Regions from separate parts of the Homo sapiens genome. Here region 2 is linked to region 1. Evidence: chromatin contacts called from ENCODE Hi-C or POLR2A ChIA-PET data. All regions are on one chromosome and are shown on one strand. Each heading gives the region's core, a stretch centred on a gene start or an enhancer-like site at or near the end of the contact. The rest is flanking DNA. Distances are from core to core; before and after follow the strand shown. Region 1 overlaps GPC6 (glypican 6). Region 2 overlaps GPC6 (glypican 6).

Region 1 (4,704 bases), core at 1,299-3,798:
AAACATGGCACACAGTAGTTTCCAAAAAATCAGGTGTATTCTCTATATTTTAAAAAAAATTGTGGCTTTCATTTTTATACCTCTTACAAATAGAAAACTTTTTTTTATTTATATATAATAATCCTGCAAGAAGGACCTTTCACATTATTTCTTACCCCTCCAAGCACTATTCCATTCAGACATAGTCTATCTTTTAGGGTGCCCCATAAACTAGACCAGTAGTTTTAAAATTGTTTAACGGTAGCACCAAGACTCTTTTTTCCAAATGAAATCTTATGCTGAATCCTAGTAGATAAAGATATGACTCATATCAGAACAGTTGTGCTGAAGCATGGAATGAGTGGTTGGGTAGGAGGAGCACAGTAGCCCAAGGACTCCTGTATTACTGAGTGTGAAGAATCTTGAACATGAACAATGCTGATTCAATAGAAATCCACAGACCCTGGAGAGGTGCAATGTACAGCTCTATTTTAAGATTAAGAGGAAGTACTGATGATAATCTTTAAAAAAATCAGCTGGATGACTAACCTAATAACTGGATAGTTACAAATATCTCTGTGTCTATGTTTTATTTGGGTTCACAATCATGTTGGCTTCCAGCCCTCATCTAAATTGATAACGCTTAACAGATAATATATCGTTAAGTATTGCCGTGTATCCTAATTTCAAAGATGATAATCATCCAATGTCCATTATATTCACGTTAAATTATTTTTACCAGTTATAGAAATGAAACTTTTCTTCCTAAGGGATAATTACTGCTTGAAAAACATTTTTATTGAATGACTTTTGTGTTTCGAGTTATTTAATAAACTGAGATTTGGATGTGACATTATAAAAACTGCAAAGTGCGATAGGATAATATACAAAAGTAATTATCCTTGGCTAGAGAGAAAACAATAAAGGTAGAATTAATCTGTGGGTTTTGTGTAAAACTAATGCCAACCGTCTTTATTCCTGTGCTTCTACAGGGCCCACTCTGGGAACACAAGAATGAAGATAAGCAGTCATTACAATGGAAGAAAGTGGTGTGGCAGAGGTATGGTACCCCAACAGCACATGGTGGTGTAAGCTTGCTGAAGTCAAAGGGACCTGTTGAAAGAGGTTTAGTCATGACTAGGCTCTGAAAGACTCTGCACTAGATCTGTACCCAGCGTTGATTCTCCATTAACATTTTCTAGCCTCATTTCCTTTGGGTGTTTCCCTCCCATTAATCTTTTTAATGGTCCCTCTGTGAATGTGCCTTGCCTCCTGGGTCACTCTCAGACATTTTAACAGAGATCACCCAGAGACAATGCTTGAAGCCCAGAGAACTGAACTAGTGGGAATATAATCTGTCTTTGCCGGCTGTTGGGAAAGGGAGGTAGCACTCCTTAAATCACATCCCTAGATGGCTGTCTATCTTATTTAATCAGAGAAGAACTCACTGGCTCTCCTGAACACCTGATTCATTGATTCCTCCTACACCTTTCCCCACATCTTAGTGTTTGTCTTTCCTACTAAAACACTCTCAATTTCCTCAGGCTTTATTTATAAAGTCTATATTTATATTCCAAAGCCTTTATCAGTTGTATTCAATTGTGGGGGCACAAACAATACTACGATCAATTCTGTGGTTCACAAAGCAAAACAGAATGTTTTCTCAGTTGTAAAATGCTATCAGTTGCTAAACCCACATTGATTTCATACCAGCTTTTCAGGGGAAAAAAAAAAAAGAAACCATATGTATTAAGTGTACATGATCAGTTTCTAGATGCATCCCAACTTAATCCTGATTTCAGAAACATTAACCGGAAGAAACCTGGCCTTTAAGAATAGAGGAATTAAGGTAAGTGACTAAGGCCAGGATCATACTCTCATGCTCTTAAGCTACTTGGGAGGGAAACCATGGGCAGGTGCAGGGTTTGTCCAAATGTTTTCTGCTGAATCCTAAAGGTTTTGGAAAACCTCCTCACTGGTCTCCCTGCTCCTGCCTTTGACCACCTATCACCTGTTTTCAGAACAGCACTGCGATCCTTCTACAGTCTGGTGGTGTATGTCTACTGCTTATGAGCCCTCACTCCGAGGAAATCCAGTGGTGTGCTGAAGCCAGCTCATACCAGCTCAAGAGAGCTGACAAATTTTGCAAGCTTGAGAAACGCAGCCATTCTTAAAAATTAAATTACATAAACATATAATTATATACATTATATTTAAAACATAGGTAACTCATTCTCAAAACTCATCCCTTCCTATTACGCTTTACTATATCATCTATGCTCTTGCAGCTATTTACATCTATTTTATCTATATGTAAGAAATACTATATGAGCGTTGGTACCGCTGCACTTCCCTTCCCAGCTCCACATTCAGCAACGTCCTGCTTAGTCTCAGCCCTGGTGTGACTGTTTCCACTATAGCAATTGACAAATGCTACAAATCAAAGTCAAATCTCTTCCCCTTCATTCCCCCAAGAGCTGATTGTTAAACATTTACTAGCATACTGCTGAGTAAAACAAAGTCCTTACACAGGTCTACAAGGCACTCTGAGATCTGGCTCGCTTCCCTCTACTCAAGCCACACTGGTGTCCTTGCAAGGGCAGACTCATTGCACAACTCCAGGGGGCACTGGTCACAGTGTTTTCTGTGTATGGTGCTTCTCCTGCCCACTGCCCTCAGCCAAGTTGTGTAATTTGGAGAAACGATTCTTACCTGGGTCTGGACAAAGCCAAATACAGTCCTGTCTCCAGGCTTTGCACCTGCTGTTTCTCCTGCCTGTAATGCTATTCCCCCACAACCCCTGCCCTATTGCTCCTTCACCGCCTTCAGTTGTCTGCTCAAAGGTCACCTTGTCAGTGAAGCTTTCCCTGACCACGCCATTTAAAGGAGCAAACATCCCCTACCCCTCCTTTGGCTCTCCTAGGCTCCCTTCTCTGCTTTATTTTTCTTCAGAGCACTTATCACCAACTGACATACTGCATCTTTTACTTTTTACTTCATTGTTGTCCCTTTTTTTTCTCCAGAATGTAAGCTCCAACACAGCTCAGGCTTTGTTTTGTGCATTAGATACCAACGACCTGGAATAGTGGCTTGCATATAGTAGGTGCTCAGTAATATTATTGAATAAATGAGTGAATATATGAGGATATTAACAAGAATTCTGATTTTATACATATATGCACACACATATATTGTAATTTTAAATGTATATATATATACACATACATATATGCAAGTGTACACACACACACACACACACACACACACATACATAATGTATATACAGGCCAGGAATTTGAATATCTAGATTTGAGTTATGGCTGTGATGCTGATGGACACTTCTTACTGGAGGTTTAGTCGAGGAGCCTGCTTATGCCCAGAGACACTCTCTGAAGCAGAAGTAAAGCACAGGAAGTGTTTCTTTGGCATATAGTAGGTTTCTCTTTCTGCTAGAACAACATATGGGAGCCTGACTCTGTTGAACTCCCTTAGAGACAGGAAATTTTCTCATCACTGAAGGAAATCAAGGCAGGAACTTAAACTAGTTCAAGAAAGGTGGCTATAGCTAAAGAAGGGAGAATAAACTTCAAAAAGCAATAGAAACCTTGACTAAAAGAGAAAGTATGAGTTTTCCTGAACAGGGACACAAGACATGAGAAACAAGAAAAGAATAATGCAGGGCAAATAGAAAAAGAGAAGGAGAAACGCCATATGTTCACATGAAATGATTTGGGATTGGCAAAAGTGAAGATCTGTCAATATCTAAGACTCTCCTGATCGTCTCTGTATTAGTCCATTCTCATGCTGCTATAAAGAACTTCCCGAGACTGGGTAATTTATAAAGGAATGAGGTTTAATTGATTCATAGTTCTGTACGGCTGGGGAGACCTCAGGAAACTTAAAATAATGGCAGAAGGGGAAGCAAACATATCCATTTTCATATGGCAGCAGGAGAGAGAACTGCCAAGCAAAGGGGGAAAAGCCCTTTATAAAATCATCAGATCTTGTGAGAACTCACTCACTATCACGAGAACAGCAGCATGTGGAAACTGCCCCTATGATTCCATTATCTCCCACTGGGTCCCTCCTATGACACTTGGGGATTATGAGAACTACAATTCAAGATGAGATTTGGGTGGGGACACAGACAAACCACATCAGTCACCATTCTTCTTCATATTTCTTCCATATTCAATAATTTTAATAATCTAATAATAGGCAATTTTACATTAAAATCTTCCTTTTACATGGACTTTAGAAATCATTTTGGATATGTTAAAGCAGAAACATATCTCAAACATTACAACCTTCATTTCAAAAAGTTTTCAATGTTTCCAAATTACATGTCCTCAGGAAAATAATTTTCCAAGCATGCTCCTACTCATATGCCAATAACCTCCAAATCTATATTCAGAAATCATCTTCACCTATGAAAAACCAGATGTATTTGTGTTATTCATTTGCCCCAATGAGTAATTGCAATAAATGGGAAGCTGGCCTAAAATGGGGCATCCTATAGGCAGAACTGAGAATTGACCGTTGGTCCATGGTGCCTGCTGAAGTTTAAGTGTTCTTTCCTTTCTCTACCACTTACTTTGTTCTCTTCTTGTCTGCAGGTCCTAACACTGAACCTGGCATAGAGCAAGTGTTTGGTAAATATGTTCTGAGCCAACAAATGAAGGAGTCCAATAAACAGGATGACTTGATTTGCCTTGACCACCTCTT
Region 2 (4,643 bases), core at 798-3,297, 51 kb before region 1:
TTTTTTCATTATCTTTAAACATTACCATGAAAATGGTAAGCTATTAATTATATTTTACAGATAGAGAAATTTAATAATATACTGAATAAGATCACTCGATCATCTCGTAAGAGCAGTTAATATGTACTATTGAGATAATCTCTCAAATCATCTCCCTTCTCACCATATGGAATCTATGAGATACGCATTTTTATTTGGGAAAAAAAAAAGATTTCAGTGATATCTTACTTGTTTTTTTTGTCTTCTGGTGGGTAGGTTCCTCAGGTAGATTTGATTATAATGATTCCATAACACTACAATCTAAGAAAACCTTCTTTAATCATTGCCCCTGTGCCTGAGGGCAAGTTGCTGCTGCTAGGACTCTGTGTGTGCAATTTGGGGGGCATTTAAACAATGCTCACTGTCTTTCCAAACTATTCATCCAAATACCTGGCCTCCTAAAAAAAAATTGAAAATGCTCATCAATTCCACGTTTTCAGCACTTAACACAATTGTTTATGGGCTTCACTCCTGTACAGCTAGTACACCTTCCATATGGAGCTTCTGCCACGGGACTTTGTAGTTTCATGGTTTTTGCACTTTGGGGTAACAGAGGGGATTCCTTCCTTCCAGATCACTGTCATTTTAAGAATCAAGTAGAGGCTCACTGAAGCACGCAGTTGTGCTTTTCATACTAATCTGCAGCTACATGCCATGAAAAGTGTTAGGAAATCTGAGATGATAAACTAGGGCCTCAAGAAACTCAAGCTGGTAACAACTAAAATGCAGGGAAAGGACAAATGTCTTGGTTTTACCCCCTAGCAAAATCCCTTTTTACAATTCAGGCATCTCTTATCATGAATATACTTTGGAATTTTCCATTCTCCCTAGAGTTCCCTTCCTTAGCATTTTAGTCTAGGAGGCATTTGTTCTTTTGAATGTCATGCAGTGTGACAAATTAGTTCCCTTACTTTTACTGAAGCACTTAATAAGCTGCTTCGCTTATGCACCCTTACTCTTCCCAGGTGTTCTCATAGTCAAAATGTAACAGCCTTCTGTTTTTCCTGAAAAGTCTCCTAATGTTTCATTTGAGAACATCCAGAAAACAGAGGTAAAATAAATGACATAAACATACCATAAAAAGTAGGTCTAAAATCTATGTTGCGCTGGCTGTGTTTTCAATGGTCTTGCGTGTAAGGGTAAATTTGCTATAGGATGAGAAATTCAGTCTTACTGATTTATTGAGACCATCAGTAGCAGAATCAGTACTTCAGTAGCAGAATCAGTACTGTTAGGTCCCAATGGTGGTGAAGGGCCTTTCTGCATGACCAAAGAGGCTAACAGGTTGTACACTTGGGCTTCTGCAAACCCAACCATACTCAGGTGAAAAGAATCAAAGACAATGAAATAACACTCAGCTAAATTAAAAAGGCACACTTATTTTCACAGGGACTACACAAATAAGCAACTAAAGAGCCAACGTCTTAAGAAACTGAGCCTCCAAACATTAAGAACATCCTAGATTTATTTCCTCGCACTCTGGACATGGAGTAGGCAGAAAACAACACAATCCCAGAGAAAGCCTGTAAGTCCCACTCTTTTCAATTCTCCACTCCCAGGATCTTTGTTAAATGGCCCAAATTAAACATGATGGCTCAAATGCCCTCACAAGAGAGTTGTTACAATCTACCTAAGCAAATTCAATTTACTGAAAACTCTCATGGCTTTATTCCCATTCTCTTCAGCATTTGCAAACACTTTGATAGTTTTCAGTCTGGCATTTTCCATGAGTTTCAAATTTGAAAACGTGAAAATCCAGTCTGATTTTGAGGATAGCAAAGAGTTAATACTTATGGGGAAAAGTCAGTGCCCAAAAGGAATGAACTACATTCCCTTTTCAATTTCTCTGCCTTCTGGCTAACTTTCCAAACAGATTTAATCACTCTCAGTATGTCACCATCAGAATCTCTCCCCAATGGCCAGCACACAGCGGCTACTGGGCTCTGAGACTGCCAGGCAGCCAGCAGCCACCTCACAACCTCACCACTCAGCCCAACCAGCTCAGTCCCTCTGGCACCCTTCGGAGGCTGAGTTACTGGCATGAATACTTTCAGAAAGCCCAAGTTAGCACGGGGCCATTTCAATGAAATTAGTGGTGAAAACCATCAAGCATGAGAATTTGATTTCCATCCAAGGAACATAGGTTGATTTTTATCTGCTCTTCCTTGGCATCAGAAAAAGAGGCTAGGATTTCAATAACTGCTGATGCCATTGCTTGTGTGTTGCTTTCTGGTTGAGGATCACGTGCCTGTCTGTGTTTTCTTTCAGAGCACTCATTATTTCTTGTGCTTTTAGGGGCAGCAATTCTAGTTTCCAGAAATTAGCATTTCCTTTTCTTGCCTCCAACAGTAGCAGTGCCAAAGGAAAGCTCTTTTAATCAACTCTGTGCCACAAAATAAGTTGAAACTGTGACAGGTGAAAGTTCATCCCCAGAGGTCCCGCCTGCCCAACTTCCAGTCTTCACTTCTCATCCAACTTCCCTTCACTCTAAAGCAAAAGTTCATTTTTTTTCATTTTCTCTGGAACTGAGAAAATAGGAAGATGCTGGAGTAGGACTCTCCAGCAACATCAAAGTGGGCTCAGCACATAAGGCTCCTGCAGCCACGTGTTCTCTCTGTGACGTTCTCTGTGGATCTCCAGGGAGTGTGAATCTGATTCAAAAACCAGGACCCTTAGCCCAATCAACCACTCTCCCAATGGCATGTTTCTCAGGATCCCGCAAGGGATACAAAGGATTCATTCCTTTGTAGCAGTGCTTTCTAATATGCCTTTGTAATTTGTTGTGGAAGAGTCAGTCACATCTCTATGCTCTTTGCATCTGTTTATTTCTGGCTCGGTATGTTTTCTGGCCTTATTAAGTATTCACAGAGACACAATAACTGTCCTTTTAATCTTCCAGAAGTTAACCCTCTAACCCTCTGAGTTCTAGTATTTTAAGATTTTAGTATTGGCTTTCTCCATCTCTTGTATATCTTTCGGCATTCTAAATACCACCCCTGATTACTGTACTTTCAGAGTGACAGTGTTTTGGAGGTGCAGAGTACTTTAAAGTATTTAAAATCCTTTGCCTGCCTCTTTCCTGCCAAGATCAATTTGTGATCTCACTCTGCGTTCATTTTCCAAGGCTGAGGTATTTCATTTTTCTGCACCACAAATGAGATATTGAAAATTATTGCAACTGCATCAACAGAGGAAATCATTTCTTGAAAGCTGTTGCTTTTCTTTTAAAAGTGATATTGCAAACGTTGTTTCCTATCCTGTAGTAAATAAGCTTGTCAAAAAGGTAAACTTGCTCAAGCCTTCATGAAAGACAAAACTACAATTTAATTGTGTAATAATTTAAAGTCTGCCTTCCTTAATAGCGGCTCCCACTTGCCTAAGCCTCTTACGAAACTGTTGTCATAAGTGGAACTTACCCTGGTCCAACTTCTATCCCCACGCCCACGGAGGGTAATGCCTTCCGGCATTAACTTTGCATTATTTTACCATATGGAGACACATAACATTCCAGTCTTCACCAGGGCCTACTTACCCACAGCACCCAGGGCCCACGAAAGTGTTTTCACTTTAATCTTTTAAAATCAGAATAAAAAATGAATATAATAATTAATGTAAAATCATGAATCCCATCTATATTCGCCTTTACTCCAATTCAGTTGTAAAATATAATTATATATAATATATATTTTATATATATTTATAAATATATAAATGCATATACAAATATGTATTTATAATATATGGACATATAAATAAATATGTAGATAAAATATAATAAATATATATACTTTTTTCTTTCATGGAGGAAGGTGCCCATGAAGGCAAAAGTGCCCAGGGCCCATGAAAGTCATAATGTGGCTCTGGCCCGAAAAGATTTACTTATTAGGTAGGTCCAGAATATGCTGGGAACTTAGCACTACTTGGAAGACATAAAAATGTTATTAGGGGAATGATGATATTGTTTCATTTATGGTCTCCTCCCTGGCCCCCAACATTACGGGCTCCACCCCCACCTGGACTGTTTCCCTCAAGCTGTCTTCTCCCTGCTTTAACAGCCAACAAATCTATGCGTGAGCACGCTGACCTAAAGACAGCCAAATAGAATCTCCGAGATAGCAGAGAGTGATAAGCCTCCATCCAGTATCACAGAAGGGGCACAATATATGTTTATAGAATGCAAGAATGACGTTGTCATAGAATGTAAAGAGGGCAGGTTTTGGAGCCAGAGGGACCCAAGTACAACGTTTGGCTCTGTCATTTACTGGCTGAGTTGTCTTGGTCAAATCACTTAATCTTCTGAACATCCTATGACAACCAGTGATGATAATGCCTATCTCGCAAGTTGCTGTAAGGCTGGAAGATAATTTATGTACAAACACTTACTATAGCTAAATATTATATAAGCATTTTATGTGTAACCTATGATATAGTGAGAATAAATAAAACTGTTATGGAATAGATAACAACTGACAGTAAAATAAAAGGTATTGAATAAGCAATTGGCATTACTATTATTAGTCAACTTCTTCACTCAAATTTTGAATGGGTATTTCCTGTTTATAAGACTTAAGATATAGAACTCCTCTGTAGTTTACAAAGCCCTT

The links. A loop is a pair of places that touch in the nucleus more often than their neighbours do. ChIA-PET counts read pairs that join two places held with the same protein, here RNA polymerase II (POLR2A).
Region 2: a map of CD8-positive, alpha-beta T cell shows a loop between it and region 1 (2.2-fold over the local background). The contact joins two enhancer-like sites. A Hi-C loop is called at or near these places in 1 of 168 maps with a recorded cell type or tissue (CD8-positive, alpha-beta T cell). POLR2A ChIA-PET finds 5 or more read pairs at or near these places in 2 of 52 experiments (T-cell and activated T-cell).

The regions. Positions count from the first base shown.
Region 1 is chr13:94,117,540-94,122,243 of GRCh38, reverse strand. The region is part of intron 4 of GPC6 (glypican 6); the gene reads right to left. Among named protein-coding and RNA genes, the nearest start is that of GPC6-AS1, 68 kb to the left of the region's middle. Within about 2 kb of position 2,548, at least 5 of the 41 ENCODE cell types and tissues checked have a DNase peak (open chromatin) inside an H3K27ac peak, as active enhancers do.
Region 2 is chr13:94,167,800-94,172,442 of GRCh38, reverse strand. The region is part of intron 4 of GPC6 (glypican 6); the gene reads right to left. The region is part of intron 3 of GPC6-AS1 (GPC6 antisense RNA 1); the gene reads left to right. Among named protein-coding and RNA genes, the nearest start is that of GPC6-AS1, 18 kb to the left of the region's middle. Within about 2 kb of position 2,047, at least 4 of the 41 ENCODE cell types and tissues checked have a DNase peak (open chromatin) inside an H3K27ac peak, as active enhancers do.